2 separate regions of the Homo sapiens genome follow, and region 1 is linked to region 2. A link is an interaction called in ENCODE POLR2A ChIA-PET data of the cell type or tissue named here. Cell type or tissue: B cell. All regions are shown on one strand. Links, peaks and the distances in the headings refer to the core of each region. The heading gives the core; the rest is flanking DNA.

The links. Peaks named below come from ENCODE experiments on the same cell type or tissue, not always from the same donor. Only the 100,000 strongest peaks of a DNase experiment are listed, where the experiment ranks them.
Region 1: POLR2A ChIA-PET joins it to region 2 with 9 read pairs; 2 of 35 experiments call an interaction of 5 or more read pairs at or near these places.

What each region holds. Positions count from the first base shown.
Region 1 is chr2:175,227,199-175,230,118 of GRCh38, forward strand. No RefSeq gene overlaps it. Among named protein-coding and RNA genes, the nearest start is that of ATP5MC3, 47 kb to the left of the region's middle. In B cell, for the core only: no CTCF peak of the experiment used is centred there; no DNase peak of the experiment used is centred there.
Region 2 is chr2:174,747,149-174,750,065 of GRCh38, forward strand. It overlaps CHRNA1 (cholinergic receptor nicotinic alpha 1 subunit), which reads right to left. Exons shown (of 9, transcript NM_000079.4): 7 at 2,798-2,917; 8 at 1,432-1,671; 9 at 444-1,107. The coding sequence ends at 976. Among named protein-coding and RNA genes, the nearest start is that of CHRNA1, 16 kb to the right of the region's middle. In B cell, for the core only: CTCF peaks have their summits at 1,916 (motif pointing right) and 2,116; DNase peaks (open chromatin) are centred at 1,943 and 2,843; H3K27ac peaks cover 739 bases; H3K27me3 peaks cover 610 bases.

The sequences.
Region 1 (2,920 bases), core at 310-2,809, 480 kb after region 2:
AGGTTGCAGTGAGCTGAGATCATGCCACTGCACTCCAGCCTGGGCAATAGAGCGAGACTGCGTCTCAAAGAAATAAAAATAACAATAAAAATAAAGAGGAGAGAGAGATATAAAGAGGTAACCTATAGATGAAAATGTACTTAAAAGACATATCAACCATTTATAGTGGTTATTGGATATTGATTGTTGAACATTGATGGTAATTAGTTGTTTGGATATGGACTCAAATTGTAAAAACATTTATAAAGCAATTGTGAAAATTTGAACATGGAATAATTTGATTACACTAAGGCGCTGTCTTTTTACATATTACTAGGTTGATGATGGTATTATGGTTTCAGTTTTACAGAGTTCTTAACCTCAGAGATTCATAGGAAGTGACATGATGTCAGAGAATTTTCCTCTAAATAACCTAGTGTGGGGGGATGTGGGTGGTGATATAGATGAAGCAAGATTGACTATGAGCTGGGTGATGGTATGTTGGGATTCATTATATTATTCTATTTTGTATATGATTGAAGATTTGCATAATAAGATTTTTTAAAAGTGAAGAGACAATCTACCACCTGGGAAGAGATACATTTAATGCCTAGAATTAAAAAAATTAATATCAAGTATATATTTTAAAAGTTTTTTATATCAATAAGAAAAAGGCCAAAACCCCAATTTAAAAATTGGGCAAAGAATATGAATAGGTAGTTCACAGAATAAGAAGCTCTAACAATTATAAAAATATTAAAAGATGATAAGCCTTAGGTTAATCAGGAGAATGCAAATTAAAACCACATTGAGGCATCTTTACACAACTATTAGTTTGGCAAGCATTAAAATGCTAGATGGCACTACATGTTGGAAACTGTAGAAAAGTGGGAACTGTCCCTTGTTGTGGTAGAAATTAAAATGTTTATATCTACTTTAGAGACCAACTGGGTAATAGGTAGTAAGTCTGAAAATTTGCATATTTCCCAGCAATGAAAAATTGCAAGACATATGTCTTCCTAAGCCTTCTGTAAAGATGGGATGCAGGTGTTTTACTCAGTCTGCCAAACAGATACAGCAGCTCCAAATTGTATGAAGTGTGAAGATAGTATTAAAAAGTAGGAACCCAGCAGAACCCCTGTAGTGAATGTGGCAGCAGTGATGGCACCTAGGTACAGTTTCTGGAGGCAGCAATGATGACAGTGCAGGAAACAATACCACCACCCAGCATATGTCATTTCAGAAATATAAGTTGCAGGAACTGTACCCATAAGCAGTGCAGCATCCACATTAGTCAATTCCATTCATATTTGGGTGGTTCTCAAGCACTTCCTGAGATTCTGTAAGCTATCCAACATCCTTTAAAAAAGAATTTTTCTTGTTTGAATGATCCATAATGGTGTTCTCTTGCTTATAATTAAGAATTTTGATGATGTGAAAAGCAATTTGGCGATATCCATTAAACTTGAGGATATGCATACCCTGCAACTCAGCATTTCCACAGTTACATGTACACTTTATGGCAGCATTGTCCAATAGAAGTTTCTATAATAATGGCTGTGCCATCCATTGTGCTAGCCACTAGCCACATGTGGCTACTGAACACTTGAAATGTGGCTAGTGGGCTGACCACGGTGGCTCACACCTATAATACCAGCACTTTGGGAGGCTGAGGCGGGTGGATCACCTGAGATCAGGAGGTTGAGACCAGCCTGACCAACATGGTGAAACCCTGTCTCTACAAAAACACAAAAAATTAGCTGGGCATGGTGGCGGGTGCCTGTAACCCCAGCTACTTGGGAGGCTGAGGCAGGAGAATCACTTGAACCTGGGAGGCAGAGTTTGCAGTGAGCCGAGATTGTGCCATTGCCCTCCAGCCTGGGCGACAAGAGTGAAACTCTGTCTCAAAAAAAAAAAAAAAAAGAGAGAGAGAGAGAGAGAGAGAAGGGCTATCATGTTGCCCAGGCTGGACTCTAACTTCTGGGCTAAAGCGATCCTCATACCTCAGTCTTCTGAGTAACTGGGACTACAGGCATGCACCACATCGCCTGGCAACAAGAGTGAAACATTGTCTCAAAAAAGAAAGAAAAAGAAAGAAAGAAAAGAAATGCAGCTGGTGTAATTGAGGAATTGAAATTTTAATTTTATTAAGTTAATTAATTTCAATTAGTTGTATTTAGTTGATTTTAATTAATTTAAATTTAAGTAGCCTCATGTGGTTAGTGGCTACTTTACTGAACAACACAACCCTCGCAAAATGCTTGCCCACATTCACTAAGATGCTCATTGTAGCAATATCTGTAGTCATAAAAAAATCAGGCCGGGCGCAGTGGCTTACGCCTGCGATCCCAGCACTTTGGGAGGCCGAGGCAGGCGAATCACGAGGCCAGAAGATCGAGACCATCCTGGCTAACACGGTGAAACCCCATCTCTACTAAAACAAAAATTAGCCGGGCGTGGTGGCGGGCCCCTGTAGTCCCAGCTACTCGGGAGGCTGAGGCAGGAGAATGGCGTGAACCTGGGAGGCGGAGCTTGCAGTGAGCAGAAATCGTGCCACTGCAGTCCAGCCGCAACAGAGCGAGACTCCCATCTCAAAAAAAAAAAAAAAAAAAACCAAATCAGAAAAAGCCATATTCACACACAAATATGAGAAAGCAGTCAAAATGAATAAATTGAGTTTGTATTATTGACATAGGTAAATCTAAAGAATACAATTTGGAGGGAAAAAGAAGCTGCTTTTATGGAGGGAAAATTTTGGGTCGGGGGACAAAGCAAGCTATGTTATGATATGATGTGACATCACTTTACATAAAGTCGAAGTAAACACATTGTTATTCATTATGTTGTTTATTGATTTTAAAATGTAGTAACATTTTAAATGACATAGAATTGAAAGACTCACACTAAAGGAAAATTTCCCTCTGTTAAGGGAGGGGAGAGA
Region 2 (2,917 bases), core at 418-2,917:
CCTAGGCCCTATTGTTTGGACTTGTTTCCTTTCAGACCCTTATCAAGCCCAGGTGCCATATGAGACTGGTAAACCTTCTCTGACTTCTCAGGTCTAGAAAGCTGCTTTAAAACATGGATTTTTTTTGTCAAGGGCAGTGGCTCACAGCTGTAATCCCAGCACTTCGGGAGGCCAAGATGGGTGGATCACTTGAGCCCAGGAGTTCAAGACCAGCCTGGGCAACGTGGCAAAACCCTGTCTCTGCAAAAAATACAAAAGTTAGTTGGGTGTGGTGACATGCACCTGTAGTCTCAGCTACCCCGGGAGGCTGAGGTAGAAGAATCACCTGAGTCTGGCAAGTGGAGGCTGCAGTGAGACGAGATCGGGCCACTGCACTCTAGCCTGGGTGATAAGAGTAAGACCCTGTCTCAAAAAACAATCAAACAAACAAAAAAACCCATGGATTTTTGATGCAGTTTGCATTTTAGTTTATTTCATTTCTACTGCTTCCTCTCTCTCCAAATCAAATGCCTTATCTCTTTAGGACTGGTAGATGGGGTTTTCTTAGTAGGTACAAAACTGACTCTTAAGCAAAGAATACACTTCATTTAGAACATCAGCAACTCCCTAGTGGTCTCGTGGTTAGACAAAATAAGTAAATATATAAATATAACAGCAATGACAATGCAACAGAAAACCTCGGTTATCCTGGCAAAAACTCTTCCAGACACTGGAAATGAACACTTTTTTTAGTGATTAGTTTCATTTACTAAAGAGGGTTCACTCTTCAGGGAGACAGCAGAACTAAAGGGAGAAGCAATATGAAAACACTTCAAGGCCATAAACTTACATAAAGGTAAATCTTATCATCAATAATAAGTATGGAATATAACACGTTTGATAAGTGCGAGTGGAGCAAGTAGACAAATCTTCCTCTCCTGCCCTTCTCTGCTCTGGTAGGTTCCAGGGCAGAGCTAAGCTCAGCTCATTTTCTGCTCATCCTTGCTGATTTAATTCAATGAGTCGACCTGCAAACACGGCTAGGGTTCCGATGATGCAAACAAGCATGAAGACTCCGAGGAGTATGTGGTCCATCACCATTGCAACGTACTTCCACTCTGCCGCCGCCTGGGAGAGAGGAAAATGTTAGACAGAGTCTCCCTAAGGTGGTTTCTGGACTCACAACGTTTGTGCTTTGCATCAACTATGGGCCCTTCAATTTGTAGATCTCAAAGTCCTCCCATCCCTTGGCTGGCATCGTCTTTATTTTTTGAATAGATTATTTACAAAGTGATAACTTACTAAGGTGGTCTAGAGGCGGTCACCAGGGTTCATCTTAGGTCAGTAGCTGCCTGTTGTATGCCACCTACTTGTTAAGTCAGACTCACCACCTGTGCTCATACATTTGACCATTTAAACCCAGAGGCATGAATTTCAAGCCACGAAGCTTACATTGTTAGACTCCTGGTCTGACTTCATGGTCTCTGCGATGTACTTGATGCCCTCGATGGCACTTTTCACCTCGGGGTGTTTGATCAGGGGAGAGTGGAAGCCCATGGGTGGAGGCCCTGGCTTTCCAGAAATGTCAGAGATATCAATGTCTTCTGTAAAAATCTTTTTGTCTTGCTTTTCTCTGGATGGTCTTTTCATTGTGGAGAAAAACATGATATTTGGGATAGTGTCGATAAAAACCTAACATAAAAAAGAAATCCATGCATGAGAATTATTGTCCAGGAGGCAAGCATAAAACTCTGTCTTTGAATTATCAATGTGATTTGGGGTAAGTCATTCAGTTTTTCTGGGCTTCAGCCTCCTTGTCCTTAAAACAAAAGAACTATACTAGATTTTTTCAAAGATCCCTCTGTATCCCGGGTCCTGTGAAATGACTATGGTTAACAGTGATGATTCTGTAATGTGAGAAGTTCGCCACTGGAGGGAGCCCATGTGCAGTCATCGACCTGGGGCCACCAATGAGCTTAAAAGCGTCAGGATCCCCTACAGGTATGGAAAATGCCTTAGCAATGTGTCACCAGGATCAAATGGTTAAAGAAGGGGCCCCTCCACTTCAAATATATCCCACAAAACAGCTAGATTGTTTTCTTCTGTTTCCTGTTCCTGAAGAAACTGCAGTACAGGTATTGCCAGCAGTCATCTATCAGCCTTTACAGAAACAGGGACTCTTACTCTCCTCTTAAAAGAGTACATTGTGAGCAGTAGCTTCTTTTGTCAATTCCTGACAAATATTTTACATTCTGGACAAAAGATCCTGGACTTCAGTGTCTCTGTAAAGTTTTGTCAAAGAAAGACATATTTGAAATGTTAAATTTTTAAATTCAATAACGTAACTATTTCAGACCTAGTCCTTCACTAAAACTCACTTTTTGACCCTCTCTCATCAGGAACCCTCCCATCTCTAGCCCTCATTCTATTCATTCTATTCTCAACAGATGATTTCACCAGCAAAAAATAAGCCAGTCTGTTCACAGATTGGAAAACATACAAAAGAAATCGCGAGAATTTCACGGCATTTCAATAAAAAGCAGCCGTTTGTTCATCTTCTCTGATCAAAGAGATTCTTTAAACTTGAATTTGGAATGAGCTTTGTTAATTCTGTTTTTCTTTTCTCTCTGGGAAGGCTACAGGAGTTATTTATTCCTAAAAAGAGGCCAAAGAAAGTTCCTTCCAAAAATTCCCTAAAGCCCAAAGAGAACTTAGTTCCTAAATAGCCCCAAGTATTAGCTAGAAACCCACTGGCTCCTCGAAGGGGAGGCCTGTAGATGTGCCTCCGTGTGAAGTCTGCAGGGGCCTCCCCACTCACCTTCCGCACCCAGTTGGGCATGACATGGGTGCTGGGTGAGCGGTGGTGTGTGTTGATGACGATGACAGTGATGATGATGGAGGCAATGACGAACACCATGGTGAACAGCATGTATTTTCC